4 separate regions of the Mus musculus genome follow, and regions 1, 2 and 4 are each linked to region 3. The links are chromatin loops, found by intact Hi-C in ENCODE. Cell type or tissue: left cerebral cortex. All regions are shown on one strand. Region 1 has its middle 67 kb from the start of Olfm1. Region 2 has its middle 17 kb from the start of Fcnb. Region 3 has its middle 8.2 kb from the start of Gm13373. Region 4 overlaps Olfm1 (olfactomedin 1).

Region 1 (8,000 bases), 140 kb before region 3:
GGAGGCAAGCGTGTCCCCACATCTGAGGCATGTGGGCACACAGAGCTGACAAGACCTTTCTCCAGAGCTGGCCCTGAAGGCCAGGGTGGGAGCAGCCAAGCATCCTCAGACTTGGATGTAACTGTCAGCGGTGGCAGGGCACCACAGCTCAACACAGCCTAGGACTGGCTTCCCTTTAGGGCCTCCACTGAAGCAAAGCCTGATCTTTGACTATGGCACAGAAAAGACCTTAGGTACAAACCAGTCTGAAGCAAAGGTACTAAGTAAGCTAAGTAGCTCAACGGACAGCCATATAGGAGAGGGGCTTTATATCAGGTGCCCCCGTGTCTGTTCTGTCACTGTGAAGAGGTAACATAGCCAAGGCAACTCTTAGAGCAGAAAGCATTTGGTGAGGGTGGGGTGGGATTGCTTACAGTGTCAGAAGGTTAATCCACCATCTTCATGACAGGGAGCAAACGGACAGGCTTCAGTAGTAACTAAGGGCTTTACATCTTGTTCCATAGGCAGGAGGAAAGAGAGGGCAGGGAGAGGAAGAGGGAGAGGGAGAGGGAGAGGGGGAGGGGGAGGGGGAGGGGGAGGGGCAGGGAGAGGGAGAGGGAGGGAGAGGGAGGGAGGGAGAGAGAGAGAGAGAGAGAGAGAGAGAGAGAGAGAGAGAGAGAGAGAGAGAGAGAGAGAGAAGACTGGGTTTATTGTGGGCTTTTGAAATTTCAAAGCCTACCACCAGTGGTACTTCCTCCTCCAAGCAGGGCACACCTACTCCAACAATTCCTAATCCTTGTCAAACAGTTCCATTCCCTGGTGAGTAAGCATCCAAATCCAGGAGTCTATGGGGACCATTCTCATTCAAACCACGCCAGGACACAAGTGTGGAGTTTTCGAAAGAGACCTGTACTTAGGTATCTTTACAATAATCAAGGATACCCAACCTGCAACCCACGGGCCGCATGAGTCCAGGAAAGCCATGAACAGCACACAACACAAACGTTGGACACCCCTGAATGACCCTGCAGCTTTCTAAATTACACTTCTCCAAGGATGTGATTTACAGCACGATTTAAGGATTAAGCAAAGCTTAAGATTTAAGTAAGGTGTAAAAGCCAAGTTTAAAGGAAGTGCGTGAACTGGCTCAGTTATTTTTCTTATCGGAAAGAATTCTCGTGCACAAGTGAAATTGCAAGGTTATTTCATGAGGTGCACTGTTTAGATTTGGGGAATGAGGAAGAAATGCCAATATGGTAAAACTCAAGATTACAAGCGTTCCAGCCCCGAGTGAGCATGACTTATTTACTGTTTTTAACACCCCTGTTTGAAGCAGCTTGGCTTTATCTGTTGCATTGAAGTTTCTTGACTCTCGTTCTCCTCTTATGTTTCTTCAGTGCTTCCTCTCTTTCTCTCCTGCTTCAGAAGCACGCTGAGTGAGGCCCACCCCACGGGAGGCGATGAGCCAGGGGGTCCTAAGAGGTTAGCAAATCTGCTCTCTGTTAGGAAGAACAGTCTGAGGGCAGAGCGGGCTCTGAAGTAGGCGCCTTTTCTCCAGGCTCCTCCAAGAGTTTCCCTTTCATCTTAATTAGCTCGCTGGTACAATAGGCACAGCAAGCAGTGACTTCCCCTGGGAGCAGCTAGGACCTGGCAGCAGCCACTGTTTGTGGAAGCAGGCTACTCCATCTTCCTGCTCAGCCTGGACGGAGGGGACAGACCAGCCAGTGACCAGGCAGAAGAAGCTCTGGGCTTCTGGGGGTTGGCCTTGGGCCCAGTACAGCTGCCTGCCTGGCCCAGTGCTCTTTCTCTCTGAGCACCTGTTCTCCTAGAACCTGGAAAGTAGGTTGATTTCTATTCCAGTTTTTAGAAAAAAAAACTGGTAGGAGGTGGCTGATGGAAGGGTCGTCTGAGCCACTGGATTATGGCTGTGGGCCCTCTGGCTGGTGAAGGTAAGTGTGGTCCCAGACAGCTGTGGGCCTGTGATTTCCATCTGGCCCCTCCATTCACTCCAACCCTTCCTGCTTTCTAAGAGTTTGGTTGGCATTATCCGATCTCTTTTTCAAACATCCTACCAGCCTCACCAGCAGGGACCCAGGGACACTAGCCTTCTTATTCCAGGAAGTGACTTAGAGAAGTCACCCAGGAGGTAGGAAACAGGAGAGTAAATTCTATTGTTTGCAAGAGGAAGCTGAGAAAGGCCTGGCAAGCCCCACATGGAGTCTGTGATGTGAGGGTTCTGTCCCTCACAGTATCTTTGCAAGGACGTCATAGAAGTGGGGACCACATAGGACACCAGTGTGGGTTAGGTGAGAAGCAGATCCTATGTGTAACAGTGGGTGTCACCAAAGCCTTAGGTCACACCCCAGTGGGCAAACAATCAGAAGGCCCTGTCTCCTAAGGAGAAAAGAAAGCTCAAAGCTCCCTGCCTTGACTAAAGTCACAACTGTAACCATTAGAAAAACGGATTCATGTCTCTATATCACAACTCCTCCCACCCAGGCTTAGGGGACATTACAGAAGACAAGATGGAGAGATTGTAAGAGCCAGAAATTGGGGACAAGGCTACCAAACAGTGTCTTCTGGACCTGACATGGCAGCTCCACTCACGGCTTCTTAGCAGATGTGGTGGTCTGCATAGGACCTGCAGGCAACAGCCCAGCACCAACAGGAGTGGGAGGGGAGGGCTTTGTGAGGGTTCACCCCTAGCTAAGAAGCTGATGGTCTCTTACAGGGTGCCCATAGTAGGTTTCCAATGTCCAGTGAATGACTCCTTTTCTGTGTGCATTTGGGCAGTGATACTTAGGCTCAGTGAGAGAGAGAGGGGGGGGGGAAGGGGAAAGGAAGAAAAGAAGAAAGGAAGAAAGGAAGAGGAAGGGAGGGAGGGGAGGGAGAGGGAAGAGGAAGGGGAGGGGATTTTCAGTTCCCAGTGCTCAAGTCAGGTGGTTCACAGCCCTCTGGAACTCAGCTCCACAATATCTGATGCCTCCAGCCTTTGCAGATACTTGCATCTGTACTATGCGGCACCCCCCCCCCCATCTGCACACATAATTAAAAATAATAAAAACAAATCTTTTTTTAAAAGAAGACAAGAAGTTGGGAGCAGGAGGAAAGCATCCCAGGGAGGAATTGGAGAGTGGATTCAGGCCAGAATATGGCCAAAATACATTGTATCCATGTATGAAATCCTCAAAGAATAGCTAAACAGCTAGACTTAAACAACCAAATTGAATCAAAAAAGCCACCCGGGCTCCACCTGCTTCGTATTGGAGGCGGCTGTCCTCACTTGTGACAGTGCGGGTGTGCTGTCTGTGTAGTACCCATCATGTTCTTCTCCTCCCTCACAGAAAGAGGGGTGCAGCGAGTGTGGGGGGGGGGGTCTTCAGCAAACTCTGTTTCCTGAACTTTTCTGGCAACAAGTATGGATTAGTTTTATAATCAGGAAAAACAATTAAGCTATTTTTAAAGCTGGCAATCGACACATCGTTGAAGGGGAGGCTGGAGGCAGCTGCTGTGGCTGAATCATCTAGAACAGTAAATTTAGTGGCTTGGTGCTAAGGGATCAGAATGGTGGGATGGGCCAGAGACTAACCTGGGTTGGACTTAACAACTACCTGCTATTCAAACAGGCTACAGGGACAGGACTTAGAGAAGGGACCTAGAAGGAGGGACACTGTACCACCCCCCAACTGCGTTTTCCTTAACATATGGGGCATCCACTGCCTTCTTTGGCTGCTCTCTGCCAACAGAGAGAAAGCAGCAGCCTCCATTTAAAACATGCACACACGCAACACCTCTGCCAAGTCGATGGGATGGGGTAGAGTGGGCAGAGAGACAACCAAGCCTTTGTCCCACTTTGCAAAAGCAGCGTATGCAATCACAGTCCGTGCAGAGGAAAGTGTCACCCAGATGAGTTCCTGTGCGTTCTCCCAACAACAGGAAGCTCTGTGTGGGCCAGGCACACTGCTCTGCTGTGGCTAGGTAAGGAGTAAATGTGGATGCCACCAATCCCCTGCCGATGAACTGCTGGTCTTTCATGTTGTTTGAGCCAACCTGAATGGTCAGATCTTCCCCCCTGTTTAGTTATATTCTCATCTCTGCTACCTAGAAGGGCACCCATCTCCCCTCTCACCACAATTCAAGGACTCCTCGGCAGTGAGATTAGAAGTGCCTCTGGCCTCACGGGTACTTGATGGATGGACAGGGCACAGAAAATGACGGCCACAGAGTGGCAGGTGGTCTTGGGAAATTAAACAGCTCTCCCCAGTCATCCATCATCAGCGCCTCATTCCTTCCCCTCGGCCTGGGGTCAGCAGGACACTCTCAGAGCAATCCATCACCTGCTGGGTCATAATATCACAGCTTTCTTCTCTCCAGGGATCCACCACAGCCCAGCATCCCGAGGCCACTGTCCACTCACCCACTCAGAAATGCCTCTAAATGCCGGCCTAAATAGTGGGCACTAGGCCTTCCAGGCCATACTGGCAGGGCAAAACCCACCTGGAACCAACCTTCATTTAAATGATGACTCTGAGGCTGGAGAGATGGCTTAGCATTTAAAAGCACTGGCTGCTTTGCAGAAGGTCCAGGTTCAGTTCTTAGCACACACACACACACACACACACACACACACACAGAGGCATCTCACAACTGTCTGTAACTCCAGTTCCAGGGGATCCCCTGCCTCTCCTGGCTTCTAAAGGCACATGTGAGGCACATGTATAGATGCCTGCTAAAACAAAAAAAAACAAAAACAAAAACAAAAACAAAAGCAAAACAAAACAAAATAAAACCTCATATGTATACAATGTAAATAAATAAAGTTTATTATGATATTTATTATCACCCACCCCGAGCTGGAGGAAGAGATGGTCACGAACCCATTCCTTAGATCCGCTAAGTAGTAGGTCCTGAGAGTTTATATGGTTCAGCGTCTTGAGGTGGGGAGAAGGGGCAAAGGATAATGTGACTTGTTCTGGACAATGAGAAACAGGAAGTCCCTGCCAATAGAGGTGTGTGACACTGACTCTCTTCCCTGCTCTCTGTGGTGGGACTGGAGGCCCTTGCCAGATGGCAGAGCTGCATGCCTGGTTGGCCTGGTCGCACTCAAGAGGAGCCTAGTCCCACAACAGTCTGCAAAATGCTAAAGAATGTGAAATGGTGCCAGCGTGCCCACGTTGACACTGCCCAGGGCCCTTCTGCATGCCTGGCTGGGGCATAGGACAAGTGACATGAATATGGGTTTTTCCATTGATCCAGATAGAAATGAGGGATCAGATTCTGTGGATTATGAAAGGTAACCTGGTCCTCGGTTGAGCTAAAGACTTTGAAGCCTGGGAGACCCTGAAGGGATGGCAGGAGCTTTTCCTGTTCCCAGGTACCAGGTCCTGCCATGTAGCCTCAGCCCCCCCAGGGATTTATGGCCATCAGTCTCATAAGGACAACACCCAAGCCCTCCCTCATGTAGATGAGGCATCCCTAACATCTCAGACCAAGGCAATAGGAAAAGAGATGTGACCTGTGGTCAAGTAGGCTCAAGTCAGAGATCTCCATGCTAATGAGGTACCTAGAGGCCTGGAGGGCATAGCCAATAAGCTTCCCTTCCCAGACATTCCTCCCTGCAAAAGGTATTTAATCTCAGACCCACACTGAGAAGTAAGGTATGGTTTTATGCATCCACTTTCCACCATGGCATTAAATGATTTGGAACCACAGACTGCCTCTTTTCATTGGGATCTGCTCTGGGGAGCCATGGAGAAGGCCTTTACCTACAGAGCTGCTGCCTAATGTCCTGTAGAAGGCCTCTCTGCACCCCTAGCCACAACCACTGCCAAGACTGCCACCATCAAGCCAAGGACTCTCCCTGAGGGATGAGCCAGAGCTCCCCTTCCCCCACCCCCTGCCCCAAGCTAGGCCCAGCCCACGTACCCCCCAACTCCATTCTCTCTTCCACAATTCCCAGTGGTGCCTGGGTATTCAAGGGTCTGAGAACCCCATGGCCTTGACCTGCTCGAAGTCCCAGTGACCCCCCAAGCCAGCCCTGGCTTTCCCACACCTCAGACTGCACTTTCCCACCGCATCGGCAGTGTGGGATAAGCTCAGTCAAATTCCCTAGGTTCTGCCTCCCCAAGCTGCTGTGTTGTTTGGCACAGCAGACACGGGGCCCACAACCCTACTGGATTCTAAGCAAGAAAAACCTTCCTCCAGCCTAGGGCCCAGGCTTGAACCTGCTTGGCCTTAGAGTCAGGTTCCAAATGCTATGAAAGCTAGTGCCCTTCAGGACCAACTAATAGCTTGCTTCATCCAATGACCCAGACCACAGGGGAGTTAGCTGGACCACGTCCTTCCCTGGCTAACCCATCTGGCCGTTTTTCTGCCTATCTTCTCCCAAAGGTAAAACTGAGCAAGCCCAGAGTCCCCCTGCCACCCCGACTGTCATCTGGAGTTAGTGGCACAGGCTGGTTGTGGGTGGAGCAGATCAGAGAGAACCCATACCAGAATTTGTAAATTCCAGGATACTCCCAATAACACTGTGAACAGACTGCTGTGCACAGGCACAGAAGGCTCTGAAGAGCAGGCAGAGACTGGACACATGAACTCTGGGCTCTTCTTTCTGGGCCCAATTCCATCTTCTGCCACCAACTTTGATCCTTTTGGACCTGCAAAGACTGTGTTCCTGGGAGGAACTTGGGGACATGGGCATGAGCCCTCCTCTGCTTTGTTGTATTGGCTCGGCAGCCCTTTCTTCCTACCTGGGCATGGTGGCACACCTGCAGTGTCCAGGACTGAGTTTAACAAAAGAATCAGTGTGAAGGGGTTGCTGGGTGACCATGGCTGCAGACATCTCTTGTCAAGAGGAGAACCAGCTTCTGGGACTTGGTTTGAGAAGGATATCATCTGTATTCCAGTGAACAAGACAAGAAGACATATGTCTCTGTAGGCTCTCCCTCGTACATCAAGCTCAGAACCAGGGGAGATGCCTGGTCTCTAGTCATAGAAAAAGATATTCCCCCATCATTCCTCATCCAGAGTCCAGCATCCCTCAGTAGTTCCTCAAATATCAGGACAGCTCCAGGCAGGGGGACAGGATCCCCTGATTTCCTCACAATATCCACATTGTATAACAGAGTCCCATCTACCCCCCTGAGCTGTTGGTTAGTCAGGGCTCGCAAAACTAATCCTTGACATTAACCTCTGAAATGCTCCCCTTTGTCCCACATGAGCTGCCTACCCTGGGGGGCAGCGGGCACCTGTGCAAACACCATGGTCAGCAGATTGTCGATTCATATGGGGCAAAAAGGAAATCCATTTCAGTATGACACAGTAGCTGCTGTTGGTTCAAACTTGTAGAAGCTGACTCTGGGCAGCTTACGCTAGGCACATTGAAGCAAAGCACAATTTTGGGGGAAAATGTCTGGTGATAATGAATTCAGCCGTGTGTGTACAACAAAACTTAAGACATGATTACAAAGTCTTTACAAAGTACATACGACCCCTTCCATAACAATAGGTTCTATTGACTGAGAAAGAATTTTCAAGATCCAAATCTAGGGAGACTGACTGAAGTCAGGAGGAGTGGGGTGTGGCCTGCAGATAGCCCAGGGGTCACCTAGACTCTGCTCCATGTGTAAAGTACACGTGACATCTTCCATAAAGATGGGTTCTATTGACCAAGAGATAATGATCAAGAGAAAGGTCTAGGGTGGAAGAGTCTAAGATAAACATAAAAGTCTAAGGAAACCAGGTATAGCCCTGCGGATCACACAGGACACCAGGCTATTAACCACACCCATTTCCAGCCTTCTGGGCAGAAAACAGGTTATACATCTCTTTCTTTAAAGAGACAACCCTGAGTGTTTAACATTCCTGATTCCCGGGGTGCCTCTGTGAGCACCAGGACCCATGCCCTCTACACAACCCCACAATTCTAGGGTGCTCAAGAGCTTTGGCACCTTCTCAGATATAACAGCTTTTACTTCTGAGTGCTAAGGATGAAGGATTACAAAGGTGTTGTCAAGCTGGTT
Region 2 (8,000 bases), 350 kb before region 3:
TGTTCAAAAAACATTTACCTTCACAAGAATGTGTCGTTGTTACAGGAGACAAAAATAAATGATTAAAGAGAAAAACATTTTTTAATCTGTCAAGCTAGAAAGTTTCTCCCCTAAAGTGTTGCTTTTAAATTTTTTCCTAACTGAGTGATGAACCAAAAATAATTTTTATAAATAAATTCCAAAATTTAGGCCTTGATGTAATTTGTTTATGAGCATCTCTGCTTTATCTTAATAAGACTTAAAAAGTGTTCATAAAATGGCCAAGATGTCTGGGAGAGAGATACCTTCTGAAACCAAACTGATAAAGTATACACATGGGCATGTGTCTGTGGGTCCTCGGAAGTGCGGGCCCATGGCCCAGTGAGGCTTCTGCGCTTGGTTGGTGAGGGTTCCAAATCTTTCTAAAAGCCAAGTTGATGTTCTTTCCCACCCATTCTCTCCCTGGTCCCATGTGCTACCTCTTCTCCAAACCATAGGTTCTCTGGCTGGTTTGTGCAAACTGGTTTTCCATCATTATAATAAAAGATCAGAGACCATTAACTGCTGTGAGGTGATAGGCTACCTTGCTGGCTACCTTCCACTTCTATAGGAAAGGCTTATTTGAGCTAATAGATTTAGAAACTCCAGTCTGTGGTTCAGTTGGGCACATGGTGACCTAGTAGGCATGTGTGGGTCAGCAAGCCACTTACATTATGATCAGGGAATGTGATATCCAGAATGAATTCAAGACCACCCAGTACCTTCCCGCTTCAAAAAGACCTTCCAAACTGTACTAGCAGGCCAAGTGCAGAGCCAGATAAAGAAGCTGGCTGACTAAACAAAGATAGAAACATAGTTTTAACGGTCAAAATGACTAAGCTTGCAACTGCCAGAGCAAGATTAACAACTCCCCTGCCCCACCCCACACTGAATTCTGAGACAAACTAAGCAATGCCTGAAAAAATTATTGGCTATACCAATTAAAATAAGCCAACAACCCTGGTACTGATATCTGGTCTTTACAAAGGTAGAAAACGTGTGTTCTTTCTTTGTTCTGGGTCTCTCCTCTGGCCTGCGTGCTGAGAGGGGAGTCCCCAACATGTTGGGTCAATAAAAAAAATCCTCATGCGGTTCACAACGATGGTGGTCTCTGTGGTCTTTGTGAGTGAGGTTCTCTTGACAAACTACAACGGGAATATGAAAGAGAAGGAGTCCCACAGAACACTTAAAGGGCACATATCCAGCAATTTTTTTTTTAATGCCAGGTAGACCCTGCTTCTTAAAAGAGCCACACTGTGCAGCAGGACTTACACTCGTGGGCTTGTGGGAGACATTTAACATCTAAAGCATGACACCCATCCAATGACTCTGTGTCTGAGGAGGATTGATAAAAAGTACTACAAGTGTCCTTTGTCAGCTTAATGCTTGACTGGGTACAATTTTAAAAGGTTCAAAGTTTTATAGATTGTGAAACTCAAGGGTAAGTTGATTGCTGGAGGCAGGTCTTGGGCTTTGCGTTGCTTGCTTGTTTTAAAATTTGTAAAAGATTTGTTTATTTTATGTCCATGAATGTTTTGCATGTGTGTGCTTGCGGCCGGAAGAGGGCACCATATCCCCTGGGACTGGAATTATGGATGGTTAGGGACCACCATGTAGGTTCTGGGAATTGAACCTTGGTCCTTTGGAAGAGCAATGAATATTCTTCAGTGCTGAGCTGTTACCCAGTCCCAAAGGCCTTGGGGCTGTGTAGCTTGCCTGCTTCTTGCTTCCTTTCCTTGGCTTCCAGATCCATCCAGACACCAATAAGCAGCCCCATGTTCTTGCAGCCACGGCCTCCAGCTTGTCTTGCTGCCCAGACTTGCCAGCATAATGGACTGTATCCTCACATCCTCAAGTCAGGTATCTTGGCACAGTAAGAAGAAGAGTAAGGAATGGACTGATCCATGGCAGTGTTAGCAAGACCCCAGGAGAGAGGCACACCTGTGTGCTGTGAGGCACTTTAGAGTCCACCATTGATGGAGATAACTCACTAGCTGGCTTCTTCTCACTCTGTCCGCTGCCTCCTGCCTCATCATTTCTGCTGTGGCAATGTGCTGATATGTGGACCACTTTCCCATCCCTTGGCTTCTCCTTTCTCTAATCTAATTCTATCTGAAATGGACCATCACCAGGGAGCCTCAGGAGGGAGCACGGTGGCCCAATGATTAGCAACAGAAATGAAGACCCCAAACCTGATCTCCCTTCCTCCATCCTCCAGGACAGGTCCCCGACTTCTCTTTTCTTCCCCACAAATTACACAAATTAAACCTCTTGTACATACCACAGGCTCTGGGAGCACCCACAGGCACCAAGCCCTCCTGAGAGTCCTGAGGAAGTGTCCTGCTTCTGTGAGTCCTCTGCACATGCTCTTCCCGAGACAAGAGGGCATTTTACAGCAGCACCCAACAAACTTTCCAACTGGAAACTTAGCAGGGCAGAAGTATGAGCTGATTATTTTTTAACCAGCTTGGCCTAAGTTTCTCCAAACAATCTTCCAGAGTCAGGATGCCCTCCCCACCTCTCAGACTTGGGTGCGTTTCTGTGTGTGTGTGTGTGTGTGTGTGTGTGTGTGTGTGTGTGTGTGTGTGTTCTATGCATGTGTGTGCACATTTGTGTGCTTGTGCATTTGCTGAAATGTGCACATGAGAAGATCAGAAGCCAATGTTAGATGTCTTCCTTTGTTCCCCACCTTACTTTTTGAGACTGGATCTCTCACGGTCCCTGGAGCTTGCTGCTTGCTCTTTCAGCTAGACTGGCTGGTCAAGAGCGCCAGGAGGGCCTCTTGCCTCTGCCTCCTCAGCACTGTCACTGCAAGCACACATCATCATGGCTGAATCTTACATGGATGCTGGGAACTTGACTCAGGGCCTCCTGCTTACCCAGCAAGCACATCACCCGTGGAGCCATCTCTCCAGCCCCTGCACTTCACAGTTTGAGTGCAAATATAGACAGTTCGTTTTCCAGTCCACACCCAGAGCACCCACCTACAGGGAAGAGGCTGTAACTTTATAGAACCCCCGCTCCCATCATGCCAGGGGACTTTCTGGCCAACAGTGTCTGTGGGAGATGTTTACATACAGAGCAATGCTATGTGCTCACTTTGATCTTTAGTCCTCTTCCTGTGGGAAGGACACATTTCTAAACCCATCAGGCAGGCAGTAGATGGAGCCCCTATGGTTGTTCAGTTTTCAGATGGTCAGCCGACACTTACCCGCCCCTGAGTCTTTTGTGCTATGTAGAAAATCCCAAGACACTCTGCCAGGCTTCACAGCAGTACCAGGGGCAATGCAATGTTGACCTGAGGTTTCTGTCACAATACCCATATGCTCTCTTGCTATTCATGGAGGAATCCATAATGGATCTCTTTTTGCTTTAAATCTACAGCGCAAACCTCAGTGCTGATAGTGGGCTGCGTGGCAGAAGCCTCGTTTCTGATCAATGTGTTGCCTGCAACAACTTTGAGGGCGGATGCGTGGAACATCCTTTATGGCCCCCAGGGGAGAGCTGGGAAAACAGGATTCTAACAGAATGTGTTTCTTTTTCTTGGCGGCCTGGCTAGGTGTTACAAGGAAAAAAAGAGCTTAGCAGTTGGCAAGCAGGAACAAAGCCAGCTGAAGGCTACAGGAGACCAAGGGCTTTCTGTCATGGAAAATGCCCACACATTTCCAGATCCTTAAAAGAGTGAGAGAGAAAGTTTTAAATGGCTGTAGGTAGCCAGCTTTTTTAATGTAGTGACTCGGCCTTGCTGTGAAATCCCTCTAGGCTGGGAGGTAGCTAAAGTGTTGTCACACAAGCCGGAGGGACTTGAATCCTGTTCCCAGAAACGTGTAGCCAGGCATGGTGGTGCACACTTGTGATTCCAGTGCTGGCTGTGAGTTCTCTGGCCAGCCAGAAGGCCTACTACGCACATGTCTTAGGGTTTCAGTACTCTGAGGAGATACCATGGCCAAGGCAACTCTTACAAAGGAAAGCATTTAATTAGGTTTAAAGCTTCAGAGAGAATCTCAGTTCATTATCATCAAGGCAGGAAGCATGGCAGCCTGCAGGTAGACATGGCACCAGAGAAGGAGCTGAGAGTTCTACACCTTGATTGGAACCCAGCCAGCAGGAGCCAGCTCTCTTTTGCACTAGGCAAAGCTTGAGCACTAGGAGCCCTCAGAGCCCGCCTACACAGTGACACACTTCCTCCAACAAGGCCACACCTACTACAAGGCCACACCCCCAGTAGTGCCCCTTCTCATGAGCCAAGCATATTCTAACCACCACAGCATATTCCAGGCCAGTGAGGGAAAATGAAAATTTCTCAAAAAAAAAAGGGGGGGGACTCCAAAGAACAACACCTGAGTTTGTCCTCTGACCTATACACACTACACACACACACACACACACACACACACACACACACACAAACACACACACACCACACACACTTCCTCCTGCCTGAGCCTGGATCATCTCAGGGAGATGGCCTCAGGGCAGTAGATACACAGAGAGGCAGGGCACACATCCCACTGACTTGAGGACTATCTTGGGGAGCTTGGGTGAGGCTGGGGGAGAGGACTCCATGTTGGGCCTACTCTCCTTGCTGTGTCCTGCTCTGACCATGCCCAGGCACCAGCAAGAGTGAGTTTGTGTCTATCCCAGAGTGGCAGGTGCTTTGTTCAAATGCACTGCATCTGAGAGGGCGGCAACAGGGAGGATACCGGGTGGAGGAGCCGCGCACCCCTCTGAGCAGGCCTGGAGCTCTCTGGGCTTCGTGCCAGTGCAGCCTCCACTGGGCTCCTCAGCTATTCTTTAGTGGCTCTGAGCTACTTATGCTGTTGTCATTGTCATAGCGACTCGGCGGCCTGCAACATATGGGTGGGAGGCGACCGATGATGTGATTCCTGGAGCTGTGCAGAGACTCTGTCCCTCCTACCCACCACCCACCTCACCATGTGTCAGGAGTCCCAGCCAGTAAGGCAACAGCACTAGGGACCATCTGAAAACCCATCTGTCCCAAGTTGGTGGCTAGGACTCAAGGAGCTTTACAATCCTGTGGTATGGAGTCCTAACCCCTAAGTGGGATTAAAGGGAGAGTCGCCATATTTCACAATAAGAACTGAGATGCTGCCAGCTGTGTGTCTTGTCCACCCAGACCATGGGCCTCTCAGCTCCCCATGACCCATATCCACCAAGGCTTTGCAGCCCACAGGCACAGACGACTTGGCCGCATTGTGAAGAGAGGCAGGACCATCCCTCTAGACATGTAGGGCCTTCCCACAAAGGAGACTCTGCATTTTCAGAGGAAGTGGACTTTGTGTGGGCCTAGGCACCTTCACAGCAGGGTGTCCAAAGCCACACACTAGGCTGCAGAAAGGGGTTTGCTCAGGTTGGCAGCCAAGATAAAGGACTTGAGGTCAGAAACATACCCTAAGCTCCCATCACAGGACATGTTTGGCTGTGGATACAGACATGGCCATCCACATTGTTCAGCAGAACGGCAGGGTGTGGAAGTTCAGGGTCATGTGAACAGGAGCAGCCTGAAAGCCTCAGTTGGCCTTACCCTGGGTTGTGAAAACTGGGTCTGAGCGACTCCTATTTGGGAGGATTGTTCCACCCAGTTTCCTTCTGACATCACATCCCTGTAAACCAGTGGTTCTCACCATGTTGGTGGTGACTCCTTGGTGTGTGTGTGTGTGTGTGTGGGTGTCGAATGACCCTCACAAGGGGTCACCTAAGACTATCTGAAAACACAGATACTTATGTAATGATTCATAACAGTAGCAAAATTATAGTTATGAAGTAGCAACGACAATAATTTTATGGTTGGGGGTCACCACAACATGAGGAGCTATATTAAAGGGTCGCAGAGTTAGGAAGGTTGAGAACCAGAGCTCTAAAGTGAGCTCTTCTCTGACAACCAGAGGATCAGCTCTTCTTTGTCCCATAATCATCTGCAGTAACAAAGTTCCAAGGTCCTGACAGCCCATCACAACCATCCAGGAAGACTCAAAAAGGAATCATGACCCTCCCTTCCACCCAGACTCTAAAAGCTCCCTGTGGATTCTGAGCCATGGGGAAAGCCACATGGTCCCTGGGAAGCCAGCTGTAAAGCAAGAGGACCTGGCTTCAGGCCCCAGCACCTGGTTAGCAAACCAGCTGTGGTGACAGTATACACCTGTCACCTCAGTGCTGAGGGGAAGGGGGCTCCCTAGAGGATGGTGACCAGCAGGATTGGCTAATCAGTAAGTTCGAGTTTCAGTGAGAGACCCTATCTTTAAAAATAAGGTGGAGAGTGATAGAGGAGGACACCCAGTGTTGGCATGCGTGGGTGCACACGTAACTATACTACATACAAAAGCCCTGTGGCAGTACATCAAACAGACATCCCACAGGCCCCGTGTCCACAGCCCCCCACCCCCGACATCCCCTCAGTGAGGATCAGACTGGTGACAGAGAATGTCTGCCTCTCGATCCCACATCTGTGACAGTGCACGTTTTCTGAGTCAGCATGCTCGCCAGAGAACTCGTTCCTAGGAGAAAACTCAACTGCAGCAAGAAGTCTGCACACACACACACACACACACACACACACACACACACACACACATACACACACACACACGAGGAATGCTATGCAGGGTCCAAATCCACGATAAAAGAATGGCCTTTTCCTCAAGTGAGTTAGTAGCTATTTGAAAACTAAATATGCAAACACTTGTAACCTGGGAAATAGCTGTAAAGTTGAGAAATAAAAGCCACAAACTATTTTACATAAAAATTCACGATTCTGTGTACAGAAAATAAAATTTTGTATAATTTCACATGTATAAGATAAAACAAAATGCTATGTAAAATAAACTTTTCAAAAAACTTAAACTACATTTCAAATTAGAACATAAAAGGTATAGATGTCCATTTACTTTAATGAATTAGAAGAGGTCGGGGAGGTCAGATTCCTTCTAAAAACAAATGATTAAGACCCATAGGGGCAAAGAACCAGAAGGAACAAGGACCCAGAGGGAAAAGGAACTCAAGGGGAGACTGGACCCAAGAAGCAGGGACCAGAAGGGTAGTGACCTAGGGGGATCAGAGACCCAGGGGCATCAGGGACCCAAAGAAGCAGGAACCCAGGGGTGCAGGAACCCAGGGGTGCAGGAGCCTAGGGGAGCAGGAACCCAGGTGTATTGGGAATGCAGAGGAACGGAGACATAAAGGAAGCAAGGATCTAGGGGGGAACAGAAAATCAGGGAAATGGGCCATCCTGAAGAAGGACACCCATAGCCCAGAGTCCTGATCTGAGTCAGAATCTCCAAAGACTTCAAACTTCAGGAAATAATGCCAAACTCTTCTGGAACAAATGGTGATGTCCCCATCAAAGACCTAGGTGCCATAGGATGGACTCGAAGGGACATTTTAAGACTGAAAACCAAAAACTCAGGAGTAGTAATCAGACTTTCACATAGCGGTGGTGGTGGTGGTGGTGGTGGGGTCTTTACCCGAAGAACAAGGCTTTCATCTAACTTCCTGCGGAAAACATACCTATCAAATTAACCACGCATAGTCCAAGTGCCAGGTCTTGAGGTGTGCATTGGGAAAACATCCTCTACCTGACACACGGAAGGCCCGAGGGTCTATCCTCAGCACTGCACAAAAACAATCAAGTAAATCAAAATAAGGTACAAAACAAAAACAAAAACCGGTTGCCAGTGAAGAATCTTACATCAGGTGAAACTAGCAGTTACACTAAAGTGTGGGAGATGCTCAGCTAGTCGGGGCTTGCCTTGAGAGTACGAGGACTGAGTTAGGTACCCAGAACCGACATAAAATGGGTGCATGGTCTGGAGAGATGGATCAGCAGTTAAGAGCACTGGCTACAACCAAGTTCATTTCCAGCACCCATGTGGTGGTTCACAATCATCTGCAGTCTCAGGGGACCTGATGCCCTCTTCCAGCATGCAATATGGTGCATAGACGTACTTACAGACAGAACACTCATA
Region 3 (8,000 bases):
ACGTGAGTTACAGTGTGGCCAAAGCTGAGGCTAAGTAGTAGGCCACAGGCTGGTCCCCAAACAATAGACACACAGCATTCACTCATGGCGCCTAGAGTCATAAGCACGGTGGAGACAGAAGGCTTTGGAATGTGGAATCCAGAAGGTGTGGGAGGTTGGAGCATGAGGGTTCAATGGGGAAGAGTTTCCCATCAGGAGACAGAAGATGGATAAGGTGGTAGCTAATCAATGCTACTGTGAGTTATATGCACTGGTGTGTGAGGCCAGAGGGGTTAGGAGGTGTCGGAAGTGTAGCTCAGTTGGTAGATGCATCCATAGCACATACAAGGCCCTGGCTCCCATCCCCTGAACATCATAAAAAGGGGGTTTAGAATGCTAGGCTCCAAGTCACTGGTATTTTACCTTAAGAGCACACGTTGGTTATAAATATCCTTGGGCAGAGCTCACTCTAACAAGCTCAGCGCTGTTCTGCCTGCTGTAGTAACCGCCAGCTACAGCAACCCTTTCCAGTGTCTGCTGAGAAGTTTTTTACAGAGACACCACACAAGCCAGGAACACATGCAGGCTTGCAAATCAACCTGTATGGTGGAATGGGGCATGCAGGACCTGGGAAATGAGGAGAGGTCAGCGGCAAGTCAGCATTGGGTCTGCTTTGAGCATGTGACTAAGCACTTGGAAAGGAAGCAGAAAAGATGACTTTTGGTGTCCTGAAGAACAGTAAAGGATGCTATGCAGGGTCAGGAGACCTCTGCTGGCCCCTGACCTTCTACACCCCAAGAGCAGCAGATAGGAATCAGCAAATTGCTCTTGAACGTAAGAGCAAATGGGCTCTCTGGCCATCCATAAATGATGAATGGTTGCCACAGCAACAGCCCCGGCCCATATTTCATCTCTTGGAGATTCAGACAAGCTCTAGCAAGACTGTAAAAAGCCAAGCTGGAAGGGAAGGGGTGTCAATCACCAGCCTGGTGCTGGAGGGACCCTCAGGGCTCAGAGTGTGGGGCGGACATGATTCTGCTGAGGCACAGATTTGGGGCAGGAGCACAGTTTGGGAGTAATAGTAACTGAGCTCAACTCTAGACTTTGGCTTCTTCAAGTGGGTTCTATTGTCCAGGTCACATGGTCCCCTCCGTCTCCTGGCACAGCCTGGGAGGCTTGGGGCATTTAGGTGTTCCACTCGGAGCCTCTGCCAGGATCCCTGCCCCAGCCCACACTTTCCTTACCTGTAATATAGAGAGGGAAACTGTACCATATCAGCCTTTAAAAAGAGTTGGCAGTTTATGTGTGTGTGTGTGTGTGTGTGTGTGTGTGTGTGTGTGTGTGTGTGTATGTGTGTGTATGTATGTGTGTATGTGTGTGTGTATGTGTGTATGTGTGTGTATGTGTGTGTATGTGTGTCTGTATGTGTGTCTGTATGTGTGTGTATGTGTGTGTATGTGTGTGTATGTGTGTGTATGTGTGTGTGTGTGTGTGTGTGTGTGAGTGTGTGTGTGTGTGTGTGTGTGTGTGTGTGTGTGTTTGCTTGCTTGTTTTTAATCAGTTTGACACACTCTAGGTTTCTCTGAGAAAAGATAGCCTCAATTTAAAAATGTCTCTATCAGCCGGGCGTGGTGGCACACGCCTTTAATCCCAGCACTCGGGAGGCAGAGGCAGGTGGATTTCTGAGTTCGAGGCCAGCCTGGTCTACAAAGTGAGTTCCAGGACAGCCAGGGCTACACAGAGAAACCCTGTCTCGAAAAAAAACAAAAAACAAAAAACAAAAACAAAAACAAAAACAAAAAAATGTCTCTATTAGATCATCCCATAGGCAAGCCTGTGGGAAATTATCTTGATTAATGGTTGATGTTGATGTAGGGTGGTCCAGCCCACTGTAGGCAATGTCACTGCTGGGCAGGTGATGGCTCTGCATTGTATAAAAAGGCAGACTGAGTAAGTCATAGGTAAGCCAATAAGCAGCGCTTCTCCATGCCCTCTGCTTCAGTTCCTGCCTCCTTACTTCACTTCATGGTTGACTATAAGCTGTAAAATGAAATAAACACTTTTCTCCAGAATTCCTTTCAGTCATAGTCTTCATCACAGCTAAAGAAACTTAACTAAGATGCCCAGGGGTCAAACTCAAATCACAGTTTTGGCAGCCCTTACCTGCTGTCTTAGTTAGGGTTTCATTGCTGTGAATGACCAAGGCAAGACTTAAAAGGACAACATTTTTTGTTTGTTTGTTTGTTTGTTTGTTTTGTATTTTCAAGACAGGGCTTCTCTGTATAGCCTTGGCTGTCCTGGAACTCACTTTGTAGACCAGGCTGGCCTCAAACTCAGAAATCTGGCTACCTCTGCCTCCCGAGTGCTGGGATTAAAGGCGTGGGCCACCACGCCTGGCAAAAGGACAACATTTAATTGGGGCTGTCTTACAGTTTCAGAGGTTCCGTCCATTATCAACATGGCAGGAAGCATGGCAGTGTGCAGGCAAACATGGTGCTGGAGGAGCCAAGAGTTCTAAATCTTGATCCAAAGACAACCGGGAGAGACCTCAGCAGGCAGCCAGGAGGAGGAGCACTCCCACACTGAGTGGAGGAGCACTCCTGTACTGGGTGGAGCTTGAGCATAGGACCTCAAAGCCCAATCCCACGATGGCAAACTTCCTCCAACAAGGACACACCTATTCCAACAAGGACACACCTTCTAATAGTGTTACTCCCTCTGGGCCAAGCAGTCAAACACATGAGTCTATGGGGGCCAAACCTATTCAAACCACTACACCTGCTGAGCCATCTCAACAGCCTGCAATGTGATAGGATTTGTCCTGTATCTGCAGGATACCATAGTAGCTATTATGGTCACTGGCCAGGCCACTTCTCCCCAGCCTGCTTCCCATGGTCCTCTCAGTGACCATGAGCCCCAGTAGAGACAAGCCGCCAACATGCAACCCATGGGATTCCTTGATTTTTTTTTTAAAGTGTATCTTGAGGCCATGAAATATTTCAACACCAAATTTCACTATTAATGAGAAGGCAGAAGCCAGCACCTTCTGAGAAAGGGTTTCTTGGGCACTTTATAGATCAAAGCTATAGAATAAAATAAATATGACCAAAGATGGCTATGAGGAGATGTTCTGTCCAGGAAAACACCCAGAGAAGAGAATAGAGAAAATGAGGGCTCACAGGCATTAAGGCACTTCCACCCTAAATCAGCCTAGGGTAAGCAGGGAGGAAGGGAGAGAGAGAGGGAGGGCCCCAGGCTGACTCCTCCCACTCATCTGGTGAGAACTGCATTCTACCAGGAAAATGTCATCCTCCAATCCAACCCTAGGGGAAGAAACCAGGTCCCTACAGCCCCTGTGACAAGAACAAAGTAGGGGACCAGCTTGGTGAGGCCAGGCCTGAGTCACTGTGAATCCAAACCCACCTCCAGCGTCAGCACAGTGGTGGCTCACTGGAGAACATCAGAGTGGTGAGGTCTAGAACCCACGTTCTCTGCAATAACCTTCTATCCACATTTGCTACACATGGGGTTCCAGAAAAACGTGGAACGTGTTGAAGCCACCAGGTGAGCTGAGGGCAGGTCCCCAAAATGGCAGCTTTGCTACATGAGGCAGCCCCAAAGCTGCTTCCAGACAAGGCCAAACAGAGTTGAGCTCCAGAGAAGCTTGCAGGGCAAGCCATGGGCCTCGGCAAAGGTGCAAGGGCCTTCCAAAGGGCAAGCTTGAGAACACACAGAATGTTCTGCAGAAGAAAGTAAGGGAGAGTGCACAGGTCACTGTCACCCCTGGAGCCCCCTCTGAGACTCCCTGGATACTACACTACACAAGCTGAAGCCACACCCACTTGTGACCAGCACTTTCACTATGTGCAGCTCTTGCCCTCCGGGGCTCCCTGCGGGACGAGGATGAAGGTAACCTGCTGCAGGTACTATCTCAGCCCTTCCCCTGCCCGCAAATCTGAGCCACGTTGGAGTGGCCACTGCTGGGGCTCAGTTTCCACTTCCCAGAAGCAGCAATGAGCCCCGAAGTTGCCATCTTCAAAACAGTCCCAAGAACTGACCACTGTACTGAACATAAAAGCTCCTGTAACTGTAAAGCTCTGTGCCTTGGGAGTATCACAATGGTCATGCCACAGCCCCCAGGCAGACCCAATCCCTACCAGTCCATGAGAGCAAGTGCTGGCTGGGCACAGCATGGGGCAGGAATCCAGGCCCACATGTGCAGCTGGCAACTGTTCCAGGAGCCAGGCAGCCTGTGGGCTGCAGCAAGCTTGGGGAAGGAAAGGACGAGGCAGATGGCTCGTGGGAAGGCTGGTGGCACCACCCCCATGTGGGCGGCAGACGCAGACTTCTCCTGGTGCTATCTCCTCCGCACCAGATCAGGAGATGCCATGGGAGGATGGGTTTGGCACAAGAGATGAGCTTCCAGCCTCTCAGTGCCACCCTGGCCTCTAGGAAGATTACATTCAAACTTACACTCGGCACAGTCCCACTGACTCCCAACACCCTGTCCTGCCCTCTGTCGATCCTTCCTCACATGGATGACCCTAGCCACTTTCACTCAGCAGACTGTTCCTATGGGAGAGCTGAAGCCCCAGGGCTTTTACCCCTTAGGATCTTTTCCCAACCAGCCAGTCTTAGAAAAGTGTTTCTAAAATAAGAGGATGGATGCGTGGATGGATGGATGGACAGATAAGTAGATAGATAAATAAGTTGATGTGTCAGTGACAAGGTAGATAGATCTGTGGATAGATGGATAGATGATGGTGGACAAGCTGCAGGTTACATGGGTGGATGGATGAATGGATGACTAAATGAATAGCTTGTGGATATATAGAGATATATATAGATATATGCAAATGGCTAGATACGTAGCAAGTGGGTGGATGGGAGCATGGATGGATGAGCAGATTGATGGATGGATGGATGGATGGATGGATGGCTGGATGGATGGATGGATACATGTGTTGGGTGGGTAGATAGATAAGTGGAAGGATGGATGATAGATGGATAGATAAAGGATGGGTAAATGGTGGGTGAGTGGAAGAATAAACGAGAGGATGCATGGATGCATGGGTGCATGGATGAGTAAATGGATGGACAGATGGATGAATAAATGAGTACATGGATGATGTGGATGGATGGATGGATGGATGGATGGATGGGTAAATGGATTGCTAAATATGTGGGTAGCAGATGAGTGGACAATGGACAATATGGATGGGTACACCCATGAATGGAACTGAGTGGATGAACACCCAGGTGGCATGAATGGATGGATAGACAGAGGATGATGCAGGGTTAGATAGTTGGGTAGACATAGATTATGTGCTTGGCACACAAATGGAAGGACAGTGGACGAAGAGGAGGACCGGGACAGGGCAGGACCTGGGCTTAGATCCAAGGTTGGAGGTGTGAGAACAGGAAGCCCAGGGAGGTGGACTATTTGCCAAGCAGAGCAAGACAGGAGTAATTAAGCCCATGTGCACTTCCCAGAAGCCCCAGCAGCCCTGGCTTCATTAAGGTGCTGGCCAGGGAAATCTCATCAGAAATAGAAATTGAGGTTTGGGCTGCTTCCAGCTGCACACTCTCTAATTCCAACCCAACCACAGCCCAGGAGGGCCCAGCCCACAGTGTCCAGAAGTGAAGAACCCAGAGCAGGAAGTGTCCCTACCTGGATGACACCCCTGACCTTCTGAGGCTCTATTGCCCTCTCCCTCTGGGAAAACCCAACAACACAAATGCCAAGCAATGCCCGGCTTCAGACAACTCAGGATCACCTTCTGTGATCACAGCCCATCCCCCACCGGAGCCCACACATTTCTGTCTGTCCTTCCTCACATGCAGATAGATTTGACAGCCAGACATGTCTCCTCCCTATGTAATCCTACTCATGCGAGTCCCACACAAGACTTTCAATCAGGTTATCATTGCTTCAACTTGCACATGGAGAAACTGAGGCTGACATGAGGTCGTGGTCCCATCAGTGACTTGCCCAGAGTATGGAGTCCAAGGTGTCTATGTGATCAGACTCAGCATCACCAAAGGCATCCAAACAGCGTCACATGCACGGCCAGCACCAACCTTTGCCATCATCTGCAGAGTTGGCACACACCGATTCAGAGGGACCCAGATGCCCACTACCCAAGGAGGCCGAGTAGTCCAGGTCTTGGCCTTGAGTGCTCCTGGCATCTCAGACCTGCAGTACCAAAAACCTACCCTAAAAACCTGTGGCATCTGGACACAACATCCCCATTCTACCAACCTTGTGTTCCCTTTATTTTATAGGTAAGGGAGGCCTCTGCATCCAGCTGAGTGAAGCCCTGGGAAACGCCACATGACTGAGGTGGGTACAGGCAGCCTTCCTAATGCCACATGACTGAGGTGGGTACAGGCAGCCTTCCTAATGCTTAGTGCGTCAGTAGCTGCTGCTGTGTGGCCCAGAGGCAGCGCCTTCCCCTCGCTGGGCCCTCCCAGCACCTTCTCTAGAGGAGCAATGGAGAGGACCCCTTCCGAGCCCACTCAGCACGGTCTGTTCTGTTCAGCAAACCCAACATTTCTAGACCTCTCTGCGTTCATGCCCACACATCCAGAGAGACAGCACCAGAACCTCCCTGTGTTGCAAAAGGAACAAAGGCTGTTTCGTGAGCAAGAATATAAGTTGGCGCCAGCTATAGAATTCTCTGCTTAGTGACCCAGTTTCTCAAGGGGGAGGGGTAGGGGGTTCCGTGTCAAGTTGGAACAAATTAAAATACATTTGTCTTTCATTCGGAAGGAGTCCAGCACAGCAGGAGAGCCAGGCACGGCCTCATTCCAGCATGCCTAGTGCCAAGTCAATTTGCAAAGAGAAGTGTACACATGGCTTGGGGGCAGTGTGGTAGGCCCTTGGGGGTGGGGCTATGGCTCATCCCAAGGCCACTGGCAGTTTGCCATACTCTGTCCAATGTGATGCTGACCGGTGCTTGTGGGTGAAGCTCCCCACCACCCCAGAGTGCTTCTTCGGGGCTGATAGGGATGACAGCCTGCCCCGGTCAGCACACTGTATCAGAGTCCCAAGTGTCACCGATAATCATAGGAACAACAACAATATCACTTACATTTGTTGGCTGCTATGTGTGGGCACTGGGCCAAGCCCTGCCTGTGGACAGGTCACAGGCAGATAAGAACCCAGGGACACAGCAAGAACTGGGGATCAACTTCATCCAGTCTGTCAACAAACACTTCTCTTTTCCTTTAAAATCTTTTTCATACAGTCTATTTTGATGTTTTCCCTCTCTTAGCTCCTCCCAGATTCTATCCACCCATCTTTATATTCTCTCTCTCTCTCCCTCTCTCTCTCTCAAAACAAAGCAAAGCAAAACAAAAGCATAAAACAAAACCAAAATAAAACAAATGAAGTAAAAATGCCAAAATGAAACAAAATTAAAAAAAAAAAAATCCTGTGCACGGTCCTGCCCTGGAGTGTGGTTGATATACCCAGTAACACTCCACTGCGGAAAAACTGGTTTTCCCTTTTCCAGTAAGTATCAGTTGCAGACAGCTTCTTAATTAGGGCTGGGAGCCTGTGGTCACTGGCTCTCTCGGTGCTGGGACCCCATCTAGCTTGAACTTGTGTAAGCAGTCTCTGTGTGTCCTTGTGTGCAGTCTCTGTGTGTCCATATGTCCATCAGTCCTGTTGTGTCTGCAGGACAGTCCTGTGGAGTCATCAGCCACATCTGGTTGGCTCTTAGCATCTTTCTACCTCCTCTTTCACTTAGACCCCAGTTCTATGCACTGAAACCAGAGGAATTCTGGGCTCCAATAGACAAAGGGCAAAGCTGCTTCCCCCACCCTGGGTGACAGAAAACACAAGCTGTGCACAATGAGCTCTATAGCCAGAATGAGGCCACAGGGCGGGGCCCTGCCTGGTGAAGCACAGGTACCAGGAGAGGCCATCAGACAAGGATGAAACAAAAAAGGGACATGGGGTCCTGCAAACCCTCCAGATAGACCATGGCATGCCTTGAAGGCCAAGTCAGGTCTCA
Region 4 (8,000 bases), 190 kb before region 3:
TGTGTGTATGCTAATGTGGTCCTTGAGGGTCCTATAGACTGGGAGGTGGGGGGGGGGGGGTCACACTCAAGCCTGACCTCATGGGATGAAAAGGAGAAGTCCTATATATCAGGCTCAAACTGGGGGTCCATAGGATGGCAGGAGAGTTGCAGACTAAGGCAGGGGTGCTGGTCACAGTTTCAGCACCTCCTGAATGACTAAGCTGTAGCTCTGAAGTCACCTCTGGCCATCTGTGAGATAGGAGGCATGCAGAGGTTGCACTCAAGATCCCACAGAGCATGAGGCTCCGATCCCAGCCCACTTGAGAGCATGGAAAGCTCACACACACACACACACACACACACACACACACACACACACAGCAGGACGCCAACAAGCCTCCACCCACTTCCACCAGGGGGCTGGTTCCAAGACAGACACATGCACAGGAAAGATGCTCCCACAGTGTGGGGTGCTGTTGTGGGCTGCTAGGATTGTCTTTCTGTTTGGGGAGGTGAATCCTGCCTGGGTCCAGGAGTCTAAGTTCCCACCATGCTGGCTAAGTACTTTATTCCAGCAGCCAGAGACTACTGAGCACTTTTGCTCAATTTCCTAGAGAAGACTGAGGCTTGCTGAGGCCTACCCTCACTGGTTATCAGGCTGGCCTGGCCTTTTGCTTACAAGGAGACATGAAGTCCCAGAGGGCAGCCACTCACTGCTATGTCCTGCCGATGCTGCCCTCGGGTGCTCTCTCTAGAGGAGGGTTGGCTCTTCTTGGGCCAACAGTAGAACCTGTGTAAGTGACATCATGAGCTGCTGGGCTTCAGATCTGAAGGGGAAGAGGAAGAAGCAGCTGTCCTCTGAGCCTAGCTGTGCCATTGGGGGAGGGGCCAAGGCTCTCCATTGCCTATTGGCCCTCACCTGTGTGCACTCTGTTGCAGCCTGCGGGAAGCTGACAGGCATAAGTGACCCAGTGACTGTCAAGACCTCTGGCTCAAGGTTCGGGTCCTGGATGACAGACCCGCTGGCCCCAGAAGGCGATAACCGGGTAAGTGTCCCCGAAGATCTTAAGGAACTTAAAAGACCTGGCGTCTGTCCCTCACCCTAGTACCAGCCGTGTCTATCACCTAGGCAGACAACTCCAGGGGATGTGGACTAGATAGAGCCAAAGTCTCCCAAGAGCTTCTTCTAAGGAGAGCTGGTGGAGGCCCCATGCTAGCACGAGTGACAGACAATGGGGTGGGGAGGCTGTCCATTTGAGCGCGGTGGTGGCAGGGGGAGGAGGAGCAGCAGCAGCTCTGCCCAGTGGCTGAGCAGGTGCCCAGGCATCTACCGTGCTGACCGCTCCGGGCGGTTCCCATCACAGTCTCTGCTTCAGGGATGGAATCTATTAGGCCTTTCTTGTTTTAATGACAGCTGATTTGTACTCATTTGCCATTCCTTTCATGGCTGATAGAAGCTCTGTGTTCCCTTTTGATTCCGAGAAGAGGCTGGGTTCCTTTTTCCTGGGTGTTTCCCCCGTGGGCAAACCTCAGAAAAGAAAAATGAGCCAGCAGCCCTTTTTTTTTTTGGCCTATTTCTCCTTCCTTGGAACTGGGCTGTGGTCTCAGCCTTTTGGGAACTGGGCATGGGGAGTCAGGCTGGGAGGCCTCTTGGATGGAGGAGGGCTTAAGGAGCAGTCAGGGTCTCTAGGAAACTCCAACAGAGATGGAAGAGAAGCCATGCTTCTGTGAATCCTTTGATGCCATCCAGTGCTAATCACTGCAAACAGGATGAGCCTCCTGGGGTCTGGGTGCTTCTCCCAAACGCTCTTCTCATCAGAGGTTTGCAGGAGAGTGGACAGCCACACTCAGAACTGGTTGTTCCTCCCTGGGCCCAGAGGAAGCAGCCTGAAATCCAAGATGCTCTAAGCCTTTCTCACATCTCCCCATGGCAGGCAGAACAAGGCTAGGCAGAACTGGAACCAGGAGGCAACTGGGGGTGGGCAAAAGACCCTCTAGACATGGCTTTATAGACCAGTGCCACCAAGGGCCCAGCTCTTCCACATGACAGACAGCTTGGGAGGGCTGGCCGGGCTGCCCAGAAGATACAGTAGGGTCAGGGCTGTGTGAGCATAAGTTGTTCTCACACTGTTTTCTGGATCATGGCGGTATATAGTTTCTCAGCCTTCTAGTTTATTTTCTGTTGCTTGTGATAAAACACTTTGACAGAAAGCAACTTAGGAAGAAAAGGTTGGTTTTTTGTGTTATACTTCCTGGTCACGTGCATTCCTGGGGGCAGTCAGGGCAGGAACTCAAGAAAGGACCTGAAAGGTAAACCTATTTGCTATTCTTCTAAGCATCACTTCTGACGAAGGAACTCACACATGGGCAAGAAATAACAGCAGGAACCATGAAGGATGCTAACGATGGCTTATGCTTAGCTAGCTTTATAACATAGCTCAGAACCACTGCACAGGGGATAGTGCCGCCCACAGTGAGATGAGCCCTTCTGTTAGTCAAGGCAATCAAAACGGTCCCTTCCAGGCATGCTCATATGTCAACCTAATAAAGACAGTTACTCCACTGAGACTCTTTATTCAGCTGATTTCAGGTTAGGGCAAGTTGACAATTAGTGCTAACTGGGACACTTAGGTTTTGATTGTACCCACATCTTGTCAGAAAAAGTTACCTCTGCTCACAGTTTGGTTAGGAACACCCTCTTGCTATAGATGTGGATGCTATGATGAGGAGAAAGAGGGCCAAGACAGAAGATGCCTAGAAAGTCCAGGCCAGCATGCCAGGCTCTGCCCCAACCATGTCATGTCTAGTTACCAGCTCTGGATTGCAGAGAATGATATAGTTACCTCTGTGCCCATACATACACACACACACACACACACACACACACACACACACACACACACACACACACACACACACACACCAAATACACACACACACACACACACACACACACACACACACACACACACACACACACACACACACTGGTCTCTATACACCTTCTAGCACCAGTACCTCCTTCCAGGCTTCTGAGAAACTGTTAACCACTACTCATACAAATGGGCCAGGTCCTACCCATGGTCCTCAGAGGCTGGTGCCTGGTGTCACTGAATCTGTGAGATTCTGGACTGAGGCTCCTGATGCCACCCACTAAGGACCTCTCCCCACCATCAACTCCACCCTGGCTAGCCAAGGCCAAGAGAGGTACCCAAGTCTGGAGCCTTCTGACATTACATATGTGTGCCTCAGTGTCTAGGATATAAGGCATAGCAAGGGTGTAGGCTCACAAACTTGTCAGGACACCCATGGGTGCTGTGACAATTAAGTATCTATTTTCTGCTTCGTGACTGCCTTCCGGCAGAGGAGGCTCTGGTGGCAGGCAGTGGCTAGAAGGAGGAGGGGACTTCATGAGGGCTGACAGCAGGGAAGCAGCTGGATGCTGGCTGGCAGCAGGCACACAGTATTGGGTGCTGCTCTGGGCATGTTGGGCTCTAAGCACTCTGAACCACGTGCTCCCGGCCTGCTAAGTGACATGTCGCCTTGTTCAACCATTGATCAACACCAGCAGTGTTTGTTTTGCTTGCTTTCTTCCAATCTCCCATTTACTTTTGATCACATACACACGGGAGACCAATAACTCGCCACACACATGCAAAGAAAAAAGAGAAAGAAAGAGAAATTGATGTTGGCTTTAGAGCAGGCCCCCGTGGAGGGTGGGGTGAAATGGAGGGGAGGACTGCATGGGACCCAGGAGAAGACCTCAGGAAGCTGCAGAGCCCCACATCAGTGTGTGTACTGAGGGCCTCGTGCTGAGCCAGCTCAGTCCCCACTGCCTCTGTGTAAACTGTTAGAGCAAAATGAGCTTGGGACACCTTTGCATGGGCTCCCCTCTAACAAACACCAACTATGTAACGTGCTATGCAAAGGAACCTTACTCAGCAGTGAGCCACAGACCCTCAGTCCCCAACATTAGAAGTGGGTGCGAGCTGTATTTCTTGTGTGCGGGATGCATGAGTCCCTACCTCTCTACCACACCTCCAGGTCCCTAGAGTTCCAGAGATCTCCTTCTGGATTCTCAGGCTCACAGTCTGCTTGGACTGAGACACTCTGACAGAGTTGTGTCCCACCCACCTCCCTTTCTGCTTCCAACTGGCTTGCCACCTCAGGAGTCCAGTATAGCTTACACAAGACATCAGAGAGGGGGCTTGTACCCACTGCCCCAGGAGGCTCATGTTCAAAAGGGTGGCATATTCCTCAAACCCTCACTTAGCTCTGTGCGCAAAGGCTCTTTCCTCTCATCTAAACAGCATCAAAACCAGCAGATGATCCTTAGAACAGAGGGTGGAATTATCCAGAATGCTTTAGATTACACAGATCTACTGGTGCCTGCAGCTCTGTCTGCTGGCAGCTCAGACATCCTTTCTAATCCTTTCTCAGTGGGAGTAGGGACTGGGACATTCCTGGGGTGTCTGGCATCCCGCCACTTCCTCCCAGCCTCCCACTGGGGTTCTCTCCACCCCTTCACTAACTGCTCCCTTTAAAACATGGTTTCCAAGGCTGAATTCCTTGATGCTAGCGGTTTCAGGAGGACACTTGTCAGATGCTTGCCAAGCCAGAGAGAAGAGCAAAACTAAAGCCCTGTTAGCAAGACGGTCCCTTAAATAGCATCACCCAACACCTTCACTGCACCATAAGATGCTGTGTAGAGCCCTGGCAGCTCTGTCCTGGTCCCCCTCCCAGCTGAAAAGGAACTAAACTTGGTTAGGTGGCCTCCATTTTCATGTCTGAACATGGGGCGACTTAAAGCAGAGCTATAATGTGTACAGAAGAGCTCAGGGAGCCCCGCAAAGCCTCGGGGACCTCCAAGCAGGCAAGCCCTTGACATCCATCAAAGGAGAGAATGAGGTAAGACAGATGCAAAGTGAGCAAGTTCATTCTGAGGCAGAAAAATAAGAGTCATGCAGAATCAAGCACAGATGTTAGAAGGATGCTCCTGTGTACCTGGGCACCAGCTACAGATGTGATGTGGGGACTTAGAAACTACTAAATCTATTAACTAAGTTTTGACGTTAGTATATGTCGACCTACAGCTTTTTCTTGGCCATAGAGTTCATTCCCTGACAAGCAGACTTTTTACAGGTCCGCTCTGCAGCCTGAGAAGGGTAATATGAGAGCAAAGGCATGGATCAAAGGCATGGAGCAAAGGCTCAGACATCGGTCACAGTGGAGTTAGATTTGAGGCGTGTTCACGAGCCATTTTAACAGTCTCACTTGTGAACTTACTTAGAAAAAGAAGTGTGTATATCTCTTTTTTAAGGTGGTCTGGTCAGTTATGCCAAAATTCTCAGGGTCAGCTACTGAGAGACAGAAATCAGGACCAGAAGAGTGAAGGTGGGGTAGCTCTTTGCCCACTGGTCCCCTCTATTCCTAAGCAGCTGTCCTGCATCAAAGGCAGCTCCACTGGCGCGTAGGCTCCTCTGACGACACTTGTGTCCTCTAAATAAAGCCAAATGGTGTAGGTACCCTGACACCCTCCACTCTGCCCTTCACCTTTAGCCGAGCATCCTTGAGTCTAGTTGGAAAGAACCATTAATCCTTCTAGAGGACATGAGAGCCATGTCTCTGGGAGCCAGCAACTGCCTCTGGAGTCACTTCCAAGAGACAACACTAGCCTTGAAAAGGACAGAAAACAAAGGCATTTCAGAGCGGAGCTCACAACACTGAGGGGAAGAGCAGCCCTTTGGAAATGGGGCTTCTCCCCATGAGGCTCTAGGCTTTAAGCCATGTGGCTCTCTTCTGTAGAATGGCCCATGTCTCAAGCAGCCTCCATAGCCTGTAGTTGAATATTTGGCCTCTGGAGCCTACTTCCTTAATGTAACCCAGTCTGTGTCTTCAGAAAGCAATTGGGTCCTGTGACTGATTTGCCAGTATATGGAGAAGAGACCACTTAAAAATCCTTAGAAATTGGATACTGGTATCATCTTGTTATACACTAGACCGAAGAAACACAGAAACCAATCACTAGCTTCCTGCTGTGGAGAGCCCATTCCAAAGCACAAAGGAGGGGCTTGCTTCACAGGTGGACAGGGAGGGCTGTAGAGGGAGGTTAAAGCAGAGGCTGCAGAGAGATAGAGAACTCTCCATCCTAGGAGGCAGCCCAGTGAGGGAGTAGGGGGTGGGTAGCTTTGCCCCGAGAGACCTAGGGGTTGATATCTCCATTTTAATCCATGACCCATATTGTTGAGGGATGGACTCAGGATAGCAACAGCCTCAGACAGAGACGCTGTTGTTGCTGTCGGTGTTTTTAATCTCATTAGAAACCAAAGGCACATCTGCCTCCCGGCATCTGATCAGATGTCTCAGGAACCAAGCTTGGGAGCTGCTGCCACAGCCCTAATCCCTGCCCAGCTTTCCCAGCTCTCTGTGGATAAAGCAGCTGTCTTAAAGCCTGGCAGCAGAGCGTGCTGCCAGGTCTCTCTCCTAACCCTGCCCCCTTCTCAGCTGCTCCAAAATTGCTTCAAGATTACTAAAGGTTTTTGTTCCGAGTCTAGATAGTTCTCGGGTTAACTGGCATGCAAGCAGTCATCAGAAATCACTTTCTTTGTAACCCTTCAAACTCAGGTCGAGGCTGAGTTTGTTACTTGGGTGATTTCCATGGCTGGGAGACCCACAGTCCAGTCTGAGACTTGCTTTCCCCAGATTAGGGAATGAACGAACCATTGCCCCCTACAGCAAACCAAAGCCCTGGTTAGTTACCTTCCCCTGCTCATACTTGGTTCTCTCTCTCTCTCTCTCTCTCTCTCTCTCTCTCTCTCTCTCTCTCTCTCTCTCTCTCTCTCACACACACACACACACACACACACACCAGCAGACAGAGACAGTGACTCAGACTGTACATCAGTAACAGCTGGTGAAATGGAGAGGACTCACTCACAGCGTGCCATCCGCACACTGGAAGATGGCCCTTCCCAGTCACCTTGAGAGACAGTTGTCCTTGCAGACAGAAGCTCCCCAGTGTGTGAGCATCTACCTAGCAGCTGTACTCTCTGCAACACTGATTCTAGCATCGAGTCCCCGAGTTGATGACACTCCTTTCTCTCAATCCCTTGGCCAAGATCCAACAGTGAGCAAAAAGACATGGCCATTGTCCTATAACATGGTGCTATCCTAAGTAGTGAGGGCTCCATCTGGGGACCTGGTAGGGTTTCCCATACTACCCACTGTTGTATATTACATAGACTGGCTGTGGACTGTGTATGTAGGAGAGCCCTAACTGTCTGTGGCCACATCTGTCCCTCCACTGTGTCCCACTCTTCCCAGGGGTAGGAAAATAGGCCTGAGTGGAGACTAGGGGCAGTCTAGCGTTCCTGAAGGTAGGACAGGATGCTCTATGTCTTCAACTTGCAGCGGGACATTAACCATGTCTGCTCTCCCCACAGGTCTGGTACATGGATGGTTATCACAACAACCGCTTCGTCCGTGAGTACAAGTCCATGGTGGACTTCATGAACACGGACAACTTTACCTCTCACCGTCTCCCACACCCCTGGTCAGGTACGGGCCAGGTGGTCTACAATGGCTCCATCTATTTCAACAAATTCCAGAGTCACATTATCATTAGGTTTGACCTGAAGACAGAGACGATTCTGAAGACGCGCAGCCTGGACTATGCTGGCTACAACAATATGTATCACTATGCCTGGGGCGGCCACTCAGACATCGACCTCATGGTGGACGAGAATGGGCTCTGGGCTGTCTATGCCACAAACCAGAACGCAGGCAACATTGTCATCAGCAAGCTGGATCCTGTCTCACTGCAGATCCTCCAGACCTGGAACACCAGCTACCCCAAGCGCAGTGCCGGTGAGGCCTTCATCATCTGCGGCACCCTCTATGTCACCAACGGTTACTCGGGGGGCACCAAGGTCCACTATGCCTACCAAACCAACGCCTCGACCTACGAGTACATTGACATCCCCTTCCAGAACAAATACTCTCACATCTCCATGCTGGACT

The links. Peaks named below come from ENCODE experiments on the same cell type or tissue, not always from the same donor. Only the 100,000 strongest peaks of a DNase experiment are listed, where the experiment ranks them.
Region 1: it touches region 3 in a loop (7-fold over the local background); 2 of 42 quality-filtered maps call a loop at or near these places.
Region 2: a loop joins it to region 3, with 13 times the contacts of the local background. A loop is called at or near these places in 4 of 42 quality-filtered maps.
Region 4: a loop joins it to region 3, with 7 times the contacts of the local background. A loop is called at or near these places in 5 of 42 quality-filtered maps.

What each region holds. Positions count from the first base shown.
Region 1 is chr2:28,269,107-28,277,106 of GRCm38, forward strand. No RefSeq gene overlaps it. Among named protein-coding and RNA genes, the nearest start is that of Olfm1, 67 kb to the left of the region's middle. In left cerebral cortex, no CTCF peak of the experiment used is centred here; DNase peaks (open chromatin) are centred at 1,641, 3,265 and 3,760; H3K27ac peaks cover 4,547 bases.
Region 2 is chr2:28,063,831-28,071,830 of GRCm38, forward strand. No RefSeq gene overlaps it. Among named protein-coding and RNA genes, the nearest start is that of Fcnb, 17 kb to the right of the region's middle. In left cerebral cortex, a CTCF peak has its summit at 3,528; DNase peaks (open chromatin) are centred at 3,034, 3,576, 4,149, 4,882 and 1 more place; H3K27ac peaks cover 2,532 bases.
Region 3 is chr2:28,408,852-28,416,851 of GRCm38, forward strand. No RefSeq gene overlaps it. Among named protein-coding and RNA genes, the nearest start is that of Gm13373, 8.2 kb to the left of the region's middle. In left cerebral cortex, a CTCF peak has its summit at 3,317; DNase peaks (open chromatin) are centred at 480, 2,537, 3,386, 4,286 and 3 more places; H3K27ac peaks cover 5,504 bases.
Region 4 is chr2:28,221,631-28,229,630 of GRCm38, forward strand. Olfm1 (olfactomedin 1) reads left to right here. Exons shown (of 6, transcript NM_019498.2): 5 at 921-1,027; 6 at 7,424-8,000. Among named protein-coding and RNA genes, the nearest start is that of Olfm1, 20 kb to the left of the region's middle. In left cerebral cortex, a CTCF peak has its summit at 426; DNase peaks (open chromatin) are centred at 373, 3,358, 4,143, 4,500 and 3 more places; H3K27ac peaks cover 6,093 bases.